Linked DNA regions of Homo sapiens: region 2 is linked to region 1. The links are chromatin loops, found by intact Hi-C in ENCODE. Cell type or tissue: ascending aorta. All regions are shown on one strand. Each heading gives the region's core, and the rest is flanking DNA. Links, peaks and the distances in the headings are about the cores only. Region 1 has its middle 190 kb from the start of SNHG5. Region 2 has its middle 78 kb from the start of SNHG5.

Region 1 (11,545 bases), core at 1,502-9,501:
CAAAAGAATGAGGTTGCACTTTTACCTAATATCATATACAAAAAATAACTCAAAATTGATCAAAGACTGAAATGTAACACCTAAAACTATAAACTCTTAGAAAAAACCATAAGACAAAAGCTTCATGGCATTGGATTTGGCAACAATTTCTTGGATATGACACCAAAAGCACAGGAAACTAAAGAAAAAATAGGCAAAACTCTTGAACTTTTTTTTCAATTTTAGGACTACATTTTAATAGAATGTGAATCTAAACTCCACATTTACAACAAGAAAACCCTTAAAATTATTGATTGATTCAAAATGCTTTTATGGAAAAAATGATTTGTAACAAAAACTCGGTACTGGGTGCAAAGGCTCCACAGGTTTTTTTGTGCTTTGGGGTTTTTAGTTGTTGTTTTGTTTTGTTTTTTATTTTGTTTTGTTTTGCTGTTTTTTAACAAAAGTTCCAGTGACAGGACCAAGAACAAGGGGCTCGGATATCGACAAGAGCAGGCATTTTCTCTTCCTCTACTTCAAGGGAGGTCAGGAGAAAACGGCTTGCATAGCTTCGTCAAACACTATTTTGAGGCCTGGTTGAACACTCCAGGTATTTTACAGTACCTAAACCCTGCCGTTAGGTGATGGAAGTCTGCTTCTTCTTCTTCAGTGTTTCAGTCTTGTATTTCTCTCACTAAGATCAAGTTTAGTTCCCACAAGGATGATGGGAGTGTTGTGACAATGGTGCTGCACTTCAGGACACCACTTGGCATGGACATTTTCTAATGACGCAGGACTCACAAGGGAAAAGCAAATTAAGAATTCATCTGTTTGTGGATAGGAACGGGGGTGGGGGTCATAATCTGTCCACCTGTGTAATCTTCTTGTCCACTTGTATCTCATACACCCAGATTCACCGGTTTCCCATTTAACATAACACTGGCATAGTGATTGTCAAAGACAATAGGGATATATTCTCCAGGTTGTATAGCTGATCACTGATGAGTTGGTAAGTTTTCCCTACAGCTCCATCTCCCACCACCACATACTTGATGGCCTACATCTCGGCCGCTGGTTGGGCTGCCTACGGCAGAAATAGTGGGCTCAGGGTGCTGCGGGTGGGGCACAGATGCAGGCTACCAGCACTGGATGCCTGGCCACTATTGGCAATGCCTCACCCTCCACCAGCTGGAAGCAGAAGCCCAGCAGCTTCCGTCAGACAAAGCTGAGGGAAACTGCCCAAGAATAATTTTAAATGTCTTTAAATCAAAAGACTATATTAACAAAGTAAAAGGGCAATGTACACAATGAGAGGAAATATTTGCAACTCGTGTATCTAATATGAGATTAATATCCAGAATATATAGAGAACTCCTAAAACTCAACAGCAATAAAAGAAAACAAATAACCTTATTCAAAAATAGACAAAGGATTTGCATGGACATTTCTCCAAAGGAGACACACAAATAGCAAAGATATTCAACGTCATTAATCATTAGGGAAATGCAAGTCAAAACTGCAAGATAACACTTCACTTCCATTAGGGTTGTTAATATTAAAAAGAAAAAGAAAATAACAAATATTAGTAAGGAAGTGGAAAAGTTGAAACCCTTGTGCGCTGCTGCTCAGAAAGTAAAATAGTACAGCCACTGTGGAAAACAGCATGGCAATAACTTTGAAAAATCAAAAACAGAGTTACCATGTAATCCAGTGAATCCATTTCTGGCTATATACTCAAAAAAATGAAAGCAGGGACTTTGAGAGATATTTGTACCCCCATGTTAATAGCAGCATTATTCTAAATAGCTAAAACATAGAAATGACCCAAGTGTTTATTGAGTACTAAATGGATAAGCAAAATGTGGTACATGCATACAATTGAATATTATTCAGCCTCAAGGAGGTAAATGCTAATACATGCTACAACTTGGATGCACCTTGAGGACATTATGCTATGTGAAATAAGCCAGATACAAAGAGACAAATACTTTATGATTCCCCTTATAGGAGGTGTCTAGAGTAGTCAAATTCATAGATACAGAAAAAATAGTAGTTGCCATGAGGCAGAAATTTAAAATAATAATAATAATAAGTACTGCATTTATTCACTCCAAGAAAAGTAAAAGCTAAGGCCCAGAATGTGGCAAGGCAAAGGTTAAAAAAAAAGAACAAGTTTTCCTTCACCTAGCAGCTCATTTCAAGGACAGTTAGATGATAACTCTGTTGGAATAGCCAAGGCCAAAAAAATAGGCTGCAGACACACCCCCTCCCTTCCAGAGCAAGGCTGAAAGAAAATAAAGAGAAAGGTTCTTTTATGGTACTCTTTTTCCAGGCTTCTTAAGCATGAATAGCATGATTAGGTTTTACAAATATCTGTATTTAGCCAGCTCTTGTTTTTCTTTTAATGCAGCTACAAGGCCACAGGCTAGGTCACAAGTTAATGTTATGCTATAGATTATGTGACCTATTACTGTATGATTAACTGCTTTTATTTTGCTACTGCTTTTATTTTGCTTCTGTAAGGCTGCTTATAAAAACCCCACTCTGTCTTTGTTCAGGGATCAGCTTTTGGACGTGAATCCTCTGAGCCAGTGTGTGCCTAAAATAAACAAATCCTCCTGTACTCGGTATTGGTCTCACCATTCCTCAGTTTACAACATTTTTGGTGACCACGAAGTGAATGGAGACAGCAGGCTTACTGTCTCCTTTGCCTCTGGGGTTGGAGCACGGGCCTCAGGAAACCTGTGACCCCAGGCACCACCGGGAGGACTTCAGCCCAGAAGGGAGATCAGCTCTCCCCTGACCCAGTGCCCCTACCCAGCAGCACCATGGAACCTAAAGAGAGACTACAGGATGAATTCAAAAACAGCGTGCTTCAGGAACTGCGGTAAGGTTTTGGAGGCCTAAGGCAGGACCCATCCCTTGGACAGAAGGGGAGCCTGATCACCTCCTGGGGTGTGCTGAATAGTTTGACCCACAGGGGCTGGGGGTGATGAGAGTGACTCACCAATTCAGATGAAACTCACACCCCACCGACACAGGACACGAGAGTGGCTCACTAAGTCAGCTAGTAATCTGGAGGTGGTGAGAGTGGCGTGCCACCCCAACTGGGAACTAGAGGTGGCAAGAGTGGCTCTCCACCCCAACTGGGAACTGGAGGTGGCAAGAGTGGCTTGCCACCCCAACTGCAAAACTAGAGGGGGCAAGAGTGGCTCACCACCCCGATTGCAAACATGAGAACTAAAAGTGTGTGAAAGTGTGTGAATGCAGGGACCTAATTAGGCTCATCAGCTGCAAAGTGGGGAGTCACAGATCTTAATGTGGACTGTGTGCTCCAAGAAAGTGTGGGGCTGACTAAGACTAGTGGAAATCTGCATACAGCTAATAGGAGCTGCCCTACAGGTCAGAGTTGTAGTAGGAATAAGAACCTCTCCAAAGTCAAGCAGCATCTGAAAAATCCCATAATAGGAGACGGTGTAACCGGCCAAAACGAGAGGGTGAGTGTGCAAGAGTGAATGTGCTGTGTCGTAAAAGGAGGAATGGGAGGAAAGTCATCAAAACATCAAAACTTACTCTACTAGAGTGCATGTTACGGAACCTTAAGAAAGGTTTTGCAGGGGATTATACAGTTAAGTTAACCCCTAAGAGGTTGAGAACTCTCTGTGAATTAGAATGGCCCACTTTTGGTGTTGGATGGCCGACCGAAGGAACTATAGACAAGGAACAATTGGCCATGTATTTAAGGTGGTGGCAGGGGTCAGAGGACAGCCAGTGTACCCAGATAAATTCCTTTATGTTGACTCATGGTTAAATACAATACAGACAAAACTGGCATAGATCCAGCCCTGTTTAATGGCTTATAGCAAAAAAGCCAAAAGTGAAAGTAAGAGCAGCTTTGCCAGCAGACACAGAGTTAAAGGGAGAATCCTAGAGAGAGCAAGAGAAGCCAGTTTTACAGGAGCCTCCAGAGGTAACAGAAATTCTTTCTCCATACGTCCCAGCCTACCCCCCTTTTACCAAGACCAACAGCCCCCCAGGAAACAGATTCAGGAGCTAACACCCCCCAGATCTCACCTCGAAAGGGAGGATCAGAGCCCCGAGAGGCCACGGAAAGAAGTCAAGAGAGTCAAGTGGGCCGTCTCAGATCTGGCTGTGCTCAAGCTATGCAAATGCCTCTCAGGAAGATGCAAGGACTTATCTGTTATGATGACCAGGATCCCACCTGGGACCCAGAGGATGCAACTCAGCTCCAGCATTTGCAGAGTTAGCTAGAGGCACTTCTGCAGGGGCTAAGAGTTGGTAGAAGGAAAGCAATTAATATAAGGAAGATTTCAGAAGTGCTTCAGGGAGCTGACGAGAGCCTAAGTCAGTTTTATGAGGTATTCTGTGAAGCATTCTGGCTTTACACCCCATTTAACTCTGCTGAACATCAGCATATGGTAAATACTTCATTTGTAGGGCAAGCCCAGGGTGACATCAAGCAGAAGTTGCAGGCATGAATACCACCCAGTCTATAAAAGTGGCCACAAAGGTGTATGTTAACTGTGACCAGGGAACAAAATGGGAAAGAGCAAAAGCAACAAGCACAGCAGCTAGGCATGCCAAGGGTTAAGTCCCTCTCCCCAGCCCAGCTTTATCTGGAAAAAGAGGGGCCTGGGAACCGACGCCAGGAGAAGAGCAAGGAAGAAGGAAAGGAGAAAGTAAGAGTAAGTGTGAGAAAGGAAAGAAGAAAGTAAAAGGGAAATCAGAAAGAAACAGGAGAGACAGATGGCAGTGTGCAGGGGCAGGGCCCGTGCCAATGCCCAGCCCCACTGGCTGGCTGCAGGAGCAGGAGAACTCAGGAAGGAAAAAGGAAAGTAAATTGAAGGCTTAAGAAAAAGGTCAATTGTTGGCAACAGCTATTATAGAAAGAGAGATTAGCAATGTGAAAGAACACAGTGGACACAGACATAGAGGTGGAAGAAGTCAAGTTAGGCAAGGATTCAAGAGCAGGACAAGGCTAGAAAGAGATTAATGTGTGAGATGAAAAAAGAAAGGACACTGGAAGGATGAATGTTCAGAAGGCAATGAGGGAAATGGCCAAGGCCACGAGACAAAGAGGCCATTGGCCAAGGGCTGCCACACCTTGGAGAAACCAAATACTGATCTGATCAGGCTGGCAGAAGCTGAAGGATGTAAGGACTTGGACAGACCGAGCACCTTCTCATTAGGCTTTCAGGAGCCCACAGTCACATTAGAAGTTAAAAGCAGCAGGATTCTGCTATATCTGGATTCCAGTTTCTCACTGATGGCTAAGCCACTAGATGGAGTTACAAAAGAGGAGAAAAAGAACCCCTCCTCTGGGAAACTGAACAGGAGGAGGAGCCATGCCTTGTGAAAACTTGCTTATAGACTTTACAGAACTGCCCCGTGCCAGCTACTGGTACATGCTAGTGCTTGATTGCACCTTTTCAGGGCAGGTTGAAGCTTTCCCCACCAGGACAGAAAAAGTACAAGAAGTGACTAAAGTACGGTTAAAAAACATTATCCCCAGGTTTGGACTGCCTCTAACTTTATATTCAGACAATGGGCCAGCATTTGTAGCTGAAATAGTGCAAAATTTAACAAGACTGTTAAAAATAAAATGAAAGTTACATACAGCGTATCAGCTGCAAAGTTCAGGAAAAGGTAGAACGTATGAACTGGACACTCAAGCAGCTACTGAAGAAATATTGCCAGGAAATTCATTAGAGATAGCATCAGGTTTTTGCCTATGGTCCTCCTCCGAGTCAGGTGCACCCCCACCAAATAAACTGGGTATTTGCTCTATAAGATTTTGTTTGGTCAGCCACCCCCAAATCATAGCTCAAATTAAAGGTGACCCCCAGGAACTAGGGAAATTAGCCTTAAGAAAGCAAATGCAGGCTTTAGGAATAACCATACAAAGTGTTCATAATTAGGTACATGAAAATGCGTGTAAGCCTCACATCCCTTTAAATCTGGTGACTCTGTTCAGGTTAAAAAGTAGAATCTAATTTCTCTACAATCCACATAGGATGGGCCCTATATTTTAACCTTGTCCACTCCCCACTCCCACTGCTGTTAAAGTTGCAGGTGTTGTGTCTTGGATCCACCACAGTCAGCTAAAACCAGCAGCTCAGGACAAGTGAACCAGCTAGCAGGACCCAGATCACCCAACCTGGCTGATCCTGAGATGAGACCAAGCTGCTGCTGAGGGTGAAAGCCCTGCTCTGGTCACTCCGGAGGCTGACCAGTCTATACACAGCTGAAACTTAAGGAAACAACAAGCTCTGTTGTAGACACACACCAGAAGCTGACTAGTCTATGCACAGCCGAAGCTTAAGGACTCATCAAGCAAGTAATGTAGTTAGAAATCTTCTTAGGACTAGTGGTATTCCCGTATACTAACTGTTTTACTAATGTTCTGTCACTATGCTCAACCTTTATCCCAGGTAAGGACCTCTTTTGTCCTTGCTGGATATGAATATAGTGTACATTGTTTTGTCATTGTCACCCCACTTAACCATGCTAGAAGAAACACCTACAGAAGGGTGTCCCCAACAGAATCAGGGGGATGGAGCCAAGATGGTCGAATAGGAACAGCTCCAGTCTACAGCTCCCAGCATGAGCGATGCAGAAAACGGGTGAGTTCTGCATTTCCATCTGAAGTACTGGGTTCATCTCACTAGGGAGTGCCAGACAGTGGGCGCAGGACAGTGGGTGCAGTGCAGCACGTGCGAGCTGAAGGAGGGCGAGGCATTGCCTCACTCGGGAAGTGCAAGGGGTCAGGGAGTTCCCTTTCCTAGTCAAAGAAAGGGGTGACAGACAGCACCTGGAAAATCAGGTCACTCCCACCCCAATACTGCCCTTTTCCGATGGGCTTATAAAACGGCGCACCAGGAGATTATATCCCGCAACTGGCTTAGAGGGTCCTATGCCCACAGAGTCTCGCTGATTGCTAGCACAGCAGTCTGAGATCAAACTGCAAGGTGGCAGTGAGGCCGGGGGAGAGGTGCCCGCCATTGCCCAGGCTTGCTTAGGTAAACAAAGCAGCTGGGAAGCTCGAACTGGGTGGAGCCCACCACAGCTCAAGGAGGCCTGCCTGCATCTGTAGGCTGCACCTCTGGGGGCAGGGCACAAACAAAAAGACAGCAGTAACCGCCGCAGACTTAAATGTCCCTGTCTGACAGCTTTGAACAGAGCAGTGGTTTTCCCAGCACGCAGCTGGAGATCTGAGAATGGGCAGACTGCCTCCTTAAGTGGGTCCCTGACCCCTGACCCCCGAGCAGCCTAAATGGGAGGCACCCCCCAGTAGGGGCAGACTGACACCTCACACGGCCGGGTACTCCTCCGAGACAAAATTTCCAGAGGAACAATCAAACAGCAGCATTCTCGGTTCACGAAAATCTGCTGTTCTGCAGCCACCTCTGCTGGTACCCAGGCAAACAGGGTCTAGAGTGGACCTCTAGAAAACGCCAACAGACCTGCAGCTGGGGGTCCTGTCTGTTAGAAGGAAAAATAAGAAACAGAAAGGACATCCACACTAAAAACCCATCTGCACATCACCATCATCAAAGACCAAAACTAGACAAAACCACAAAGATGGGGAAAAAACAGAGCAGAAAAACTGGAAACTCTAAAAAGCAGAGTGCCTCTCCTCCTCCAAAGGAACGAAGCTCCTCACCAGCAACGGAACAAAGCTGGATGGAGAATGACTTTGACGAGTTGAGAGAAGAAGGCTTCAGACAATCAAACTACTCTCAGCTACAAGAGGAAATTCAAACCAAAGGCAAAGAAGTTGAAAACATTGAAAAAATTTAGAAGAACTTATAACTACAATAACCAATACAGAGAAGGACTTAAAGGAGCTGATGGAGCTGAAAGCCAAGGCTCGAGAACTACGTGAAGAATGCTGAAGCCTCAGGAGCCAATGCGATCAACTGGAAGAAAGCATATCAGTGATGGAAGATGAAATGAAGTGAGAAGGGAAGTTTAGAGAAAAAAGAATTAAAAAAATGAACAAAGCCTCCAAGAAATAGGGGACTACGTGAAAAGACCAAATCTACGTCTGACTGGTGTACCTGAAAGTGACAGGGAGAATGGAACCAAGTTGGAAAACACTCTGCAGGATATTATCCAGGAGAACTTCCCCAATCTAGCAAGGCAGGCCAACGTTTAGATTCAGGAAATACGGAGAACGCCACAAAGATACTCCTCGAAAAGAGCAACACCAAGACACATAATTGTCAGATTCACCAAAGTTGAAATGAAGGAAAAAATATTAAGGGCAGCCAGAGAGAAAGGTCGGGTTACCCACAAAGGGAAATCCATCAGACTAAGAGCGGATCTCTCGGCAGAAACTCTACAAACCAGAAGAGAGTGGGGGCCAATATTCAACATTCTTAATCAAAAGAATTTTCAACCCAGAATGTCATATCCAGCCAAACTCAGCTTCATAAGTGAAAGAGAAATAAAATACTTTACAGACAAGCAAATGCTGAGAGATTTTGTCACAACCAGGCCTGCCCTAAAAGAGCTCCTGAAGGAAGCACTAAACATGGAAAGGAACAACCAGCACCAGCCACTGGAAAATCATAGCAAATTGTAAAGACCAGCGAGGCTAGGAAGAAACTGCATCAATTATTGAGCAAAATAACCAGCTAACATCATAATGACAGGATCAAATTCATACATAACAATATTAACTTTAAATGTAAATGGACTAAAGGCTCCAATTAAAAGACACAGAATGGCAAATTGGATAAAGAATCAAGACCCATCAGTGTGCTGTATTCAGGAAACCCATCTCACATGCAGAGACACACATAGGCTCAAAATAAAAGTATGGAGGCAGATCTACCAAGCAAATCGAAAACAAAAAAAGGCAGGGGTTGCAATCCTACTCTCGGATAAAACAGACTTTAAACCAACAAAGATCAAAAGAGACAAAGAAGGCCATTACATAATGGTAAAGGGATCAATTCAACAAGAAGAGCTAACTATCCTAAATATATATGCAGCCAATACAGGAGCACCCAGATTCATAAAGCAAGTCCTGAGTGACCTACAAAGAGACTTAGACTCCCACACAATAATATTGGGAGACTTTAACACCCCACTGTCAGCATTAGACAGAACAACGAGACAGAAAGTTAACAAGGATACCCAGGAATTCAATGCAGCTCTGCACCAAGCAGACCTAATAGACATCAACAGAACTCTCCACCCCAAATCAACAGAATATACATTTTTTTCAGCACCACATCACACCTATTCCAAAATTGACCACATAGTTGGAAGTAAAGCACTCCTCAGCAAATGTAAAAGATCAGAAATTATAACAAACCGTCTCTCAGACCACAGTGCAATCAAACTAGAACTCAGGATTAAGAAACTCACTCAAAACCGCTCAACTACATGGAAACTGAACAACCTGCACCTGAATGACTACTGGGTATATAACGAAATGAAGGCAAAAATACAGATGTTCTTTGAAACCAACGAGAACAAAGACACAACATACCAGAATCTCTGGGACACATTCAAAGCAGTGTGTAGAGGGAAATTTATAGCACTAAATGCCCACAAGAGAAAGCAGGAAAGATCCAAAATTGACACCCTAACATCACAATTAAAAGAACTAGAAAAGCAAGAGCAAACACAATCCGAAGCTAGCAGAAGGCAAGAAATAACTAAAATCAGAGCAGAACTGAAGGACATAGAAACACAAAAAAACTCTTCAAAAAATTAATGAATCCAGCAGCTGGTTTTGTGAAAGTATCAACAAAATTGATAGACTGCTAGCAAGACAAATAAAGAAGAAAAGAGAGAAGAATCAAATACACGCAATAAAAAATGATAAAGGGGATATCACCACCAATCCCCCAGAAATACAAACTACCATCAGAGAATAATATAAAGACCTCTACTCAAATAAACTAGAAAATCTAGAAGAAATGGATAAATTCCTCGACACATACAACCTCCCAAGACTAAATCAGGAAGAAGTTGAATCTCTGAAAAGACCAATAATGGGATCTGAAATTGTGGCAATAATCAATAGCTTACCAACCAAAAAGAATCCAGGACCAGATGGATTCACAGCCGAATTCTACGAGAGGTACAAGGAGGAACTGGTACCATTCCTTCTGAAACTATTCCACTGAATAGAAAAAGAGGGAATCCTCCCTAACTCATTTTATGAGGCCAGCATCATCCTGATACCAAAGCCTGGCAGAGACACAACCAAAAAAGGGAATTTTAGACCAATATCCTTGATGAACATTGATGCAAAAATCCTCAATAAAATACTGGCAAACCAAATCTAGCAGCACATCAAAAAGCTTATCCACCATGATCAAGTGGGCTTCATCCCTGGGATGCAAGGCTGGTTCAATATAGGCAAATCAACAAATGTAATCCAGCATATAAACAGAACCAAAGATGAAAACCACATGATTATCTCAATAGAAGAAGAAAAGGCCTTTGACAAAATTCAGCAACCCTTCATGCTAAAGACTCTCAATAAACTAAGCATTGATGGAACATATCTGAAAATAATAAGAGCTATCTATGACAAACCCACAGCCAATGTCATACTGAATGGGCAAAAACTGGAAGCATTCCCTTTGAAAACTGGCACAAGGCAGGGATGCCCTCTCTCACCACTCCTATTCAACATAGTGTTGGAAGTTCTGGCCAGGGCAATTAGGCAGGAGAAGGAAATAAAGGGTATTCAATTAGGAAAAGGGGAAGTCAAATTGTCCCTGTTTGCAGATGACATGATTGTATATCTAGAAAACCCCATTGTCTCAGCCCAAAATCTCCTTAAGCTGCTAAGCAACTTCAGCAAAGTCTCAGGATACAAAATCAATGTACAAAAATCACAAGCATTCTTATACACCAATAACAGACAAACAAAGAGCCAAATCATGAGTGAAATTCCATTCACAATTGCTTCAAAGAAAATAAAATACCTAGGAATCCAACTTACAAGGGATGTGAAGGACCTCTCCAAGGAGAACTACAGACTACTGCTCAATGAAATAAAAGAGGAGACAAACAAATGGAAGAACATTCCATGCTCATGGGTAGGAAGAATCAATATCGTGAAAATGGCCATACTGCCCAAGGTACTTTACAGATTCAATGCCATCCCCATCAAGCTACCAATGACTTTCTTCACAGAATTGGAAAAAACTACTTAAAAGTTCATATGGAACCAAAAAAGAGCCCGCATCACCAAGTCACTCCTAAGCCAAAAGAAAAAAGCTGGAGGCATCATGCTACCTGACTTCGAACTATACTACAAGACTACAGTAACCAAAACAGCATGGTACTGGTACCAAAACAGAGCTATAGATCAATGGAACAGAACAGAGACCTCAGAAATAATGCTGCATGTCTACAACTATCTGATCTTTGACAAACCTGAGAAAAACAAGCAATCGGGAAAGGATTCCCTATTTAATAAATGGTGCTGGGAAAACTGGCTAGCCATACGTAGAAAGCTGAAACTGGATCCCTTCCTTACACCTTATACAAAAATTAATTCAAGATGGATTAA
Region 2 (11,545 bases), core at 1,754-9,753, 110 kb after region 1:
TACAGAAGCCTCAGGAGCCGATGCAATCAACTGGAAGAAAGGGTATCAGTGATGGAAGATGAAATGAATGAAATGAAGTGAGAAGGGAAGTTTAGAGAAAAAAAATAAAAAGAAATGAGCAAAGCCTCCAAGAAATATGGGACTATGTGAAAAGACCAAATCTGCTCTGACTGGTATATCTGAAAGTGACGGGGAGAATGGAACCAAATTGGAAAACACTCTCCAGGATATTATCCAGGAGAACTTCCCCAATCTAGCAAGGCAGGCCAAAATTCAAATTCAGCAAATACAGAGAACGCCACAAAGATATTCCTCGAGAAGAGCAACTCCAAGAAACATAATTGTCAGATTCACCAAAGTAGAAATGAAGGAAAAAATGTTAAGGGCAGCCAGAGAGAAAGGTCGGGTTACCCACAAATGGAAGCCCATCAGACTAACAGCGGAACTCTCAGCAGAAACTCTACTATCCAGAAGAGTGTGGGGGCCAATATTCAGCATTATTAAAGAAAAGAATTTTTCAACCCAGAATTTCATATCCAGCCAAACTAGGCTTCATAAGTGAAGGAGAAATAAAATACTTTACAAACAAGCAAATGCTGAGAGATTTCATCACCACCAGGCCTGCCCTAAAAGAGCTCCTGAAGGAAGCACTAAACATGGAAAGGAACAACTGCTACCAGCCGCTGCAAAATCATGCCAAAATGTAAACACCATCGAGACTACGAAGAAACTGCATCAACTAACAAGCAAAATAACCAGCTAACATCATCATGACAGGATCAAATTCACACATAACAATATTAACTTTAAATGTAAATGGACTAAATGCTCCAATTAGAAGACACAGACTGGCAAATTGGATAAAGAGTCAAGACCCATCAGTGTGCTGTATCCAGGAGACCCATCTCACATGCAGAGACACACATAGGCTCAAAATAAAAGGATGGAGGAAAATCTACCAAGCAAATGGGAACCAAAAAAAGGCAGGGGTTGCAATCCTAGTCTCTGATAAAACAGACTTTAAACGAACAAAGATCAAAAGAGACAAAGAAGGCCATTACATAATGGTAAAGGGATCAATACAACAAGAAGAGCTAACTATCCTAAATATATATGCGCCCAATACAGGAGCACCCAGATTCATAAAGCAAGTCCTGATGACCTACAAAGAGACTTAGACTCCCACACAATAATAATGGGAGACTTTAACACCTCACTGTCAACATTAGACAGATCAACGAGACAGAAAGTTAACAAGGATATCCAGGAATTGAACTCAGCTCTGCACCAAGTGGACCTAATAGACATCTGCAGAACTCTCCACCCCAAATCAACAGAATATACATTCTTTTCAGCACCACATCACACCTATTACAAAATTGACCACATAATTGGAAGTAAAGCTCTCCTCAGCAAATGTAAAAGATCAGAAATTATAACAAACTGTCTCTCAGACCACAGTGCAATCAAACTAGAACTCAGGATTAAGAAACTAACTCAAAACCACTCAACTACATGGAAACTGAACAACCTGCTCCTGAATGACTCCTGGGTACATAACAAAATGAGGGCAGAAATAAAGATGTTCTTTGAAACCAATGAGAACAAAGACACAACATACCAGAATCTCTGGGACATATTCAAAGCAGTGTGTAGAGGGAAATTTACAGCACTAAATGCCCACAAGAGAAAGCAGGAAAGATCTAAAATTGACACCCTAACATCACAATTAAAAGAACTAGAAAAGCAAGAGCAAACACATTCAAAAGCTAGCAGAAGGCAAGAAATAACTAAAATCAGAGCAGAACTGAAGGAAATAGACACACAAAAAACCCTTCAAAAAATTAATGAATCCACGAGCTGGTTTTTTGAAGGGATCAACAAAATTGATAGACTGCTAGCAAGACTAATAAAGAAGAAAAGAGAGAAGAATCAAATAGATGCAATAAAAAATGATAAAGGGGATATCACCACCGATCCCACAGAAATACAAACTACCATCAGAGAATACTACAAACACCTCTACACAAATAAACTAAAAAATCTAGAAGAAATGGATAAATTCCTCGACACATACACCCTCCCAAGACTAAACCAGGAAGAAGTTGAATCTCTGAATACACCAATAACAGGATTTGAAATTGTGGCAATAATCAATAGCTTACCAACCAAAAAGAGTCCAGGACCAGATGGATTCACAGCCAAATTCTACGAGAGGTACAAGGAGGAACTGGTACCATTCCTTCTGAAACTATTCCAATCAATAGAAAAAGAGGGAATCCTCCCTAACTCATTTTATGAGGCCAGCATCATCCTGATAACAAAGCCTGGCAGAGACACAACCAAAAAAGAGAATTTTAGACCAATATCCTTGATGAACATTGATGCAAAAATCCTCAATAAAATACTGGCAAACCAAATCCAGCAGCACATCAAAAAGCTTACCCACCATGATCAAGTGGGCTTCATCCCTGGGATGCAAGGCTGGTTCAATATATGCAAATCAATAAATGTAATCCAGCATATAAACAGAACCAAAGACAAAAACCACATGATTATCTCAATAGATGCAGAAAAGGCCATTGACAAAATTCAGCAACACTTCATGCTAAAAACTCTCAATAAATTAGGTATTGATGGGACGTATGTCAAAATAATAAGAGCTATCTATGACAAACCCACAGCCAATGTCATACTGAATGGGCAAAAACTGGAAGCATTCCCTTTGAAAACTGGCACAAGACAGGGATGCCCTCTCTCACCACTCTTATTCAACATAGTGTTGGAAGTTCTGGCCAGGGCAATTAGGCAGGAGAAGGAAATAAAGGGTATTCAATTAGGAAAAGAGGAAGGCAAATTGTCCCTGTTTGCAGATGACATGATTGTATATTTAGAAAACCCCATTGTCTCAGCCCAAAATCTCCTTAAGCTGATAAGCAACTTCAGCAAAGTCTCAGGATACAAAATCAATGTACAAAAATCACAAGCATTCATATACACCAATAACAGACAGAGAGCCAAATCATGAGTGAACTCCCATTCACAATTGCTTCAAAGAAAATAAAATACCTAGGAATGCAACTTACAAGGGACGTGAAGGACCTCTTCAAGAAGAACTACAACCACTGCTCAATGAAATAAAAGAGGACACAAAGAAATGGAAGAATATTCCATGCTCATGGGTAGGAAGAATCAATATCATGAAAATGGCCATACTGCCCAAGGTAATTTATAGATTCAATGCCATCCCCATCAAGCTACCAATGACTTTCTTCACAGAATTGGAAAAAAATACTTTAAAGTTCATATGGAACCAAAAAAGAGCCTGCATGGCCAAGTCAACCCTAAGCCAAAAGAACAAAGCTGGAAGCATCACACTACCTGACTTCAAACTATACTACAAGGCTACAGTAACCAAAACAGCATGGTACTGGTACCAAAACAGAGATATAGATCAATGGAACAGAACAGAGCCCTCAGAAATAATGCCACATATCTACAACTATCTGATCTTTGACAAACCTGAGAAAAACAAGCAATGTGGAAAGGATTCCCTATTTAATAAATGGTGCTGGGAAAACTGGCTAGCCACATGTAGAAAGCTGAAACTGGATCCCTTCCTTACACCTTATACAAAAATTAATTCAAGGTGGATTAAAGACTTACATGTTAGACCTAAAATCATAAAAACCCTGGAAGAAAACCTAGGCATTACCATTCAGGACATAGGCATGGGCAAGGACTTCATGTCTGAAACACCAAAAGCAATGGCAACAAAAGCCAAAATTGACAAATGGGATCTCATTAAACTAAAGAGCTTCTGCACAGGAAAAGAAACTACCATCAGAGTGAACAGGCACCCTACAAAATGGGAGAAAATTTTCACAACCTCCTCATCTGACAAAGGGCTAATATCCAGAATCTACAATGAACTCAAACAAATTTACAAGAAAAAAACTAACAACCCCATCAAAAAGTGGGCAAAGCATATGAACAGACACCTCTCAAAAGAAGACATTTATGCAGCCAAAAGACACATGAAAAAATGCTCATCATCACTGGCCATCAGAGAAATGCAAATCAAAACCACAATGAGATACCATCTCACACCAGTTAGAATGGCAATCATTAAAAAGTCAGGAAACAACAGGTGCTCGAGAGGATGTGGAGAAATAGAAGCACTTTTACACTGTTGGTGGGACTGTAAACTAGTTCAACCATTGTGGAAGTCAGTGTGGCGATTCCTCAGGGATCTAGAACTAGAAATACCATTTGACCCAGCCATCCCATTACTGGGATGAATTATAATACCCAAAGGATTATAAATCATGCTGCTCTAAAGACACATGCACACGTATGTTTATTGCGGCACTATTCACAATAGCAAAGACTTGGAACCAACCCAAATGTCCAACAATGATAGACTGGATTAAGAAAATGTGGCACATATACACCATGGAATACTATGCAGACATAAAAAATGATGAGTTCCCGTCCTTTGTAGGGACATGGATGAAATTGGAAATCATCATTCTCAATAAACTATCCCAAGGACAAAAAACCAAACACCACGTGTTCTCACTCATAGGTGGGAATTGAACAATGAGAACACATGGACACAGGAAGGGGAATATCACACTCTGGGGACTGTTGTGGGGTGGGGGGAGGGGGGAGGGATAGCATTAGGAGATATGCTAAATGACGAGTTAATGGGTGCGGCACACCAGCATGGCACACGTATACATATGTAACTAACCTGCACATTGTGCACATGTACCCTAAAACTTAAAGTATAGTAATAATAAAATTTAAAAAAACAGTTTACTGAAGTTGAAATTCAATGTGTAGGTCTAAATTTTATTTCAATTTTAATTCCTCCAGAATTGATGCCTGAAATAAAACTTGCTTTGAAAATGGAGCTTGAGTGCCCTCTTGTGATGGAATAGGCACTTAAATTTATTGGTAAATATTTTTCAGTTGCATATGAAATAATTTGAACCAAATCATTTAGCAAACACAAAATGCCCTCTATTGCTAGGCCAATTTATGTCAGTACATTTTAGTGAGGGAAAGACAAGTACCTGAAAACTTGGTTAGTATTAATAGACAATATGAATAATTCACAATAAAATGCTGTTCCTTTTACGGTACTGGTAACTCAAACAAAAACTTTGTAAAATAGAGTCTCTTTCAACTCATCATCAATTAATTGTCTAGCAAGTGCTCTCCATTCCTGCTTTGAAACATAGACTCACAAAACAAGAGGAAGTCTTGGGACCAAGCAGGTAGGCTCTGATGTGCTTCCACTCCCTAGCTCCCACTGAATGAAGTGCCCGTTTTCGAAGCATCAATCGTTTGATCCTGAACTATTTATGTCAATTGTACTTGTTTTAAATTTGTCTAATTAAATAACATACAGATGAATTATTCATTGAAAAAGAAAGAAAATGTTGTTAAAGAAAACTAAGTTGGATTCTTTGGGATGACTTCAGGAAAAGATAATTGGAGAAAAAGACTTTCTTTTGAAACTACACAGACAAGAAAACTATAAAATATAGAAAATAAAGTAATAAAAACTTCAAAAAATTCTAAACCTAAAAGCCTCACATCAGCAAACTGCTTAAAAATAATTTTTAATAAAAGCCTTCACCGGCCGGTCAAGGTGGCTCACGCCTGTAATCCCAGCAATTTGGGAGGCCGAGGCAGGTGGATCACCCGGGGTCAGGAGTTTGAGACTAGCCTGACCAACATAGTGAAACCCCATCTCTATTAAAAATACAAAATTAGCCGGGCATGATGTCACATGACTGTAATCACAGCTGCTTGGAAAGTGGAGGCAGGAGAATCGCTTGAACCCTGGAGGTGAAAGTTGCAGTAAGCCAAGATCACATCATTGCACTCCAGCCTGGGCAACAAGAGCAAAACTCCATCTAAGAAAAAAAAAAAGGCTTCACTCTCTATCAAAAGATTGGTAAAATATTCATTTATATATTTTATTCTAAAGTAAAACATTTTAGGTACTTATTGTCTTTTGAAGGATTCTCCACTTAATGAACTTTTTTGATTCACTAACACTAAAGGGTTTTTTCTTTAGATGCTCATTTTTTATATACATGTATATTTAGATAAAAACTTCTGTGGAATGTATATATGGTCTGATTCTAAAATGAACTTGGGTCTATATGACCTGAAATACAAAGTCTGTCTGTGGTTAAAAATCAAATCATAACATCTGGCATTATCTGGGAATATTTGTGTAAACTTTTGACCCTTAAAAGTACACTGCTCTTACACTGCTGACCTCAATATATGGTATAAAAGCTTTATTCTGACAACTGCCTGGAATTCTCACAAAAGGAGGGCAGAAAATTTGGGTATATTAATCTTTAAGTAAACCCAAATGACTTATCTGCAAGTCTGAGCATAGTTTTTCATGGTGACAAGACCAAATATAGAATCAGATAAGAGGGCTTCTACTTCACTTTTTACATTGTTTTTAATTATCCAGAAAATGATGAATATAATAAGCCCAAATTGCTGTAAATGGCCAATATTTCTCTGAAATACATTTATTTTAAAATTTTTGAGCACCTACAATGTACTCCTTCTGTTTTTCCCTTGAATTTACACATGAGCCTCAGTAACAGTCACATCTATTATCAGATTTTAGTAAACAAATTTCCTACTTTGGACTTCATAAGAATTGTTAAAAGATAAAATTACAACAAATATGGTTTTATAGATCCTATGGCTTTTATTTGTGATTCTAGAATCAGGCAGCAGTCTGGACAAAAATGGTTCAAACTGTTCTGCCCCATCACATGTGCAGGTTATATTTACAGCCATAGAAAAGTAAGTGATATACAGAAAATGAAAATGAGGTACAGTGACATCTAGATTAGTTAGAATTCAGTGTTCACCTGAATTCAACTTCATTTTTACAGATGGCTGCCTATGATTGACTGAAACTCAACTGCTGTGATTGGCTGAGACTCAGCTACTTTTTACAAGAGTGGATTACAGTCTGTTGACACAAGTTAGATTGCAGTTTACTCTATATGGAGAAACCTTTAGGACAAACGTAAAATATGCACAGAGGCAGTTTATTTGCATAGAGGTGTTTATAGTATTCTCTGACGGTAGTTTGTATTTCTGTGGGATCAGTGGTGATATCCCCTTTATCATTTTTTATTGCATCTGTTTGATTCTTCTCTCTTTTCTTCTTAATTAGTCTTGCTAGCAGTCTATCAATTTTGTTGATCTTTTCAAAAAACCAGCTCCTGGATTCATTGATTTTTTGAAGGGTTTTTTGTGTCTCTATCTCCTTCAGTTCTGCTCTGTTCTTAGTTATTTCTTGCCTTCTGCTAGCTTTTGAATGTGTTTGCTCTTGCTTCTCTAGTTCTTTTAATTGTGATGTTAGGGTGTCAATTTTAGATCTTTCCTGCTTTCTCTTGTGGGCATTTAGTGCTGTAAATTTCCCTCTACACACTGCTATAAATGTGTCCCAGAGATTCTGGTATGTTGTGTCTTTGTTCTCGTTGGTTTCAAAGAACATGTTTATTTCTGCCTTCATTTTGTTATGTACCCAGTAGTCATTCGGGAGCAGGTTGTTCAGTTTCCATGTAGTCGAGTGGTTTTGAGTGAGTTTCTTAATCCTGAGTTCTAGTTTGATTGCACTGTGGTCTGAGAGACAGTTTGTTATAATTTCTGATCTTTTACATTTGCTGAGGAGAGCTTTACTTCCAACTATGTGGTCAATTTTGGAATAAGTGCGATGTGGTGCTGAGAAGAATGTATATTCTGTTGATTTGGGGTGGAGAGTTCCATAGATGTCTATTAGGTCCACTTGGTGCTGAGTTCAATTCCTGGATATCCTTTTTAACTTTCTGTCTCATTGATCTGTCCCATGTTGACAGTGGGGTGTTAAAGTCTCCCATTATTATTGGGTGGGAGTCTAATTCTCTTTGTAGGTCTCTAAGGACTTGCTTTATGTATCTGGGTGCTCCTGTATTAGGTGCATATATATTTAGGATAGTTAGCTCTTCTTGTTGAATTGATCCCTTTACCATTATGTAATGGCCTTCTTTGTCTCTTTTGATCTTTGTTTGTTTAAAGTCTGTTTTATCCGAGAGTAGGATTGCAACCCCTGCCTTTTTTTGGTTTTCCATTTGCTTGACAGATCTTCCTCCATCCCTTTATTTTGAGCCTATGTGTGTCTCTGCACATGAGATGGGTCTCCTGAATACAGCACACTGATGGGTCTTGATCCTTCATCCAATTTGCCAGACTGTGTCTTTTAATTGGAGCATTTAGCCCATTTACATTTAAGGTCAATATTGTTACGTGTGAATTTGATCCTGTCATTATGATGTTAGCTGGTTATTTTGCTCATTAGTTGATGCAGTTTCTTCCTAGCATCGATGGTCTTTACAATTTGGCATGATTTTGCAGTGGCCGGTACCAGTTGTTCCTTTCCATGTTTAGTGCTTCCTTCAGGAGCTCTTTTAGGGCAGGCCTGGTTGTGACAAAATCTCTCAGCATTTGCTTGTCTGTAAAGAATTTTATTTCTCCTTCACTTATGAAGCTTAGTTTGGCTGGATATGAAATTCTGGGTTGAAAATTCTTTTCTTTAAGAATGTTGAATATTGGCCCCCACTCTCTTCTGGCTTGTAGAGTTTCTGCCAAGAGATCTGCTGTTAGGCTGCTGGGCCTCCCTTTGTGGGTAACCCGACCTTTCTCTCTCACTGACCTTAACATTTTTTCCTTCATTTCACCCTTGGTGAATCTGACAATTATGTGTCTTGGAGTTGCTGTTTTCGAGGACTATCTTTGTGGACTTCTGTGTGTTTCCTGAATTTGAATGTTGGCCTGCGTTGCTAGGTTGGGGAAGTTCTGGATAATATCCTGCAGAATGTTTTCCAACTTGGTTCCATTCTTCCCATCACTTTCAGGTACACCAATCAAACATAGGTTTGGTCTTTTCACATAGTCCCATATTTCTTGGGGCTTTGTTCATTTCTTTTTACTCTTTTTTCTCTAAACTTGTCTTCTCGCTTTTTTCATTAATTTGACCCGCAATCACTGATATCCTTTCTTCCACTTGATTGAATTGGCTATTGAAGCTTGTGCATGTGTCACGAAGTTCTCATGCCATGGTTATCAGCTCCATCAGGTAATTTAAGGTTATCTCTACACTGTTTATTCTAGTTAGCCATTAGTCTAACCTTTTTTCAAGGTTTTTACCTTCCTTGCGACAGTTAGAACATGCTCCTTTAGTTTGGAGAAGTGTGTTATTACCGACCTTCTGAAGCCTACTTCTGTCAACTCATCAAAATCATTCCCCATCCAGCTTTGTTCCACTGCTGGCGAGGAGCTATGATCCTTTGGAGGAGAAGAGGCACTCGGTTTTTAGAATTTTCAGCTTTTCTGCTCTGGTTTCTCCCCATATTTGTGGTTTTATCTACTTTTGGTCTTTGATGTTGGTGATCTACACATGGGGTTTTGTTGCAGATGTCCTTTTTGTTGATGTTGATACTATTCCTTTCTGTTTGTTAGTTTTTCTTCTAACAGTCAGGTCCCTCAGCTGCAGGTCTGTTGGAGTTTGCTGGTAGTCCACTCCAGACCTTGTTTGCCTGGGTATCACCAGCGGAGGCTGCAGAACAGCAAATATTGCTGCCTGATCCTTCCTCTGGAAGCTTCATCCCAGAGGGGCACCCACCTGTATGAGGTGTCTGTCGGCCCCTACTGGGAAGTGTTTCCCAGTTAGGCTACAATGGGGTCAGGGACCCACTTGAGGAGGCAGTCTGTCTGTTCCCAAAGCTCAAACACCATGCTGGGAGAACCACTGCTCTCTTCAGAGCTGTCACACAGGGGCGTTTAAGTCTGCAGAAGTTTCTGCTGCCTTTTGTTCAGGTATGCCCTGCCCATGGATGTAGAGTCTATAGAGGCAGTAGGCCTTGCTGAGCTGCGGTGGGCTCCATCTAGTTCAAGCTTCCTGGCCGCTTTGTTTACCTGCTCAAGCCTCAGTAATGGCAGACATGCCTCCCTCCGCCAGGCTGCAGCCTCACAAGTTGATCTCAGACTGCTGCACTAGCAGTGAGCAAGCCTCCATGGGCATGGGACCCACTGAGCCAGGCACAGGAAAGAATCTCCTGGTCTGCTGGTTGCTAAGACCATAGGAAAAGTGCAGTATTTGTGCAGGAGTGTCCCGTTTTCCCAGGTACAGTCTGTCACGGGTTCCCTTGGCTAGGAAATGGTAATCCCCTGACCCCTTGCACTTCCCAGGTAGGCGATGCCCCACCCTGCTTTGGCTCACCCTCCATGGGCTACACCCACTATCCAACCAGTCCCAATGAGATGAACCAGGTACCTCAGTTGGAAATGCAGAAATCACCCATCTTCTTCATCGATCTTGCTGGGAGCTGTAGACCAGAGCTGTTCCTATTCAGCCATCTTGGAATGGTGACAAAAAGTTTTTAATTAGCAATAACTGCACCTCGGATAAACCTCACTAGCTACACTACTGCCACTGTGCAAAGCTAATGACTCATTCATAATAACTATGCTTGAATTGCTCCTTAAAACTAGCCAAGGACAGGATTTATAGCTTTATGATCTCATATATCTAGGAGATAACAAGCTCATTTGATATTAAATCTAGGTTTAAAAATGCACACTTATAATGTAAATGCTGACAATTTTGAAGACATTTCTGTTTTTATTTTATCAACATTTTTAAAAACTAGCTTTACTTACTGAAGGTTATCTCAGCTCACAAGAACTAAAAGCCATTTGAGTTAGTTTTTATTTTTGTGAGAGAATATTTTATATTAGCACTTTTTTTACTTTAAGCTGAATAGAACTCTTTATAAATTTTGGCAATATCATCTGAGGTGGAAAAATATCACACAAATACAACATACACACACATACAGACATATATAAAAATACAGGCAGAAGCAGATCATATAGCCTTCATTAAAACTTTTCATTTTCCCAGTTTCCAAATAGTTTACCTTCCCCTTTCAGACTGTAAGTCTTTTAGTTACATCTTCCATTGCCCTAAGCAATCGCTATCCCAACAACCCAAAATTTTTACTTCCAAAGGGATGACTCTTAGGTGAAACAAGGTAGGAAATTTACATCTTAAAGGCACAGAACTTAAACACCATTATTTGCCGGCACAAAGATCTAAGTAGGAAACCTTGTTAAGACAAAATTGTCAAAGGTGAGACTTGTTATATAAACTTAAGCCAATGCCTTTTCCATTGTAAGCGTTTCTAGTGACATTCTCTCCTTTCTAGCTCTCTCTCTCTTCCTGGTGCAGAGAGGGACACAGTCCTACAAAGGGAGATTTCTTTTATAGTTGTAAATTTCTTACAAAGAATTTCAAAATAGCTAGCTAAATTCCCATAAAGGTGTATTTTGGAGACTGGTTTAGTTTGATAGGTGGTCTTTAAACTTAGCTTTGTTTCTTAACTAGATAACTGACTCCAGGGCCAAGAATACATTCCCTATGCCTAGAGTTAGCATGGATAACTCTGAA

Evidence for each region. Hi-C counts contacts between places; a loop is a spot of excess contacts. Peaks named below come from ENCODE experiments on the same cell type or tissue, not always from the same donor. Only the 100,000 strongest peaks of a DNase experiment are listed, where the experiment ranks them.
Region 2: a loop joins it to region 1, with 7 times the contacts of the local background. A loop is called at or near these places in 6 of 110 quality-filtered maps.

What each region holds. Positions count from the first base shown.
Region 1 is chr6:85,858,441-85,869,985 of GRCh38, reverse strand. It overlaps the pseudogene LOC100133102. Among named protein-coding and RNA genes, the nearest start is that of SNHG5, 190 kb to the right of the region's middle. RefSeq lists an enhancer at 6,954-7,454. In ascending aorta, for the core only: a CTCF peak has its summit at 5,291 (motif pointing right); DNase peaks (open chromatin) are centred at 3,458 and 6,183; H3K4me3 peaks cover 2,594 bases; H3K27ac peaks cover 3,421 bases.
Region 2 is chr6:85,750,576-85,762,120 of GRCh38, reverse strand. It overlaps the pseudogene RNU4-72P. Among named protein-coding and RNA genes, the nearest start is that of SNHG5, 78 kb to the right of the region's middle. In ascending aorta, for the core only: a CTCF peak has its summit at 4,922 (motif pointing left); no DNase peak of the experiment used is centred there.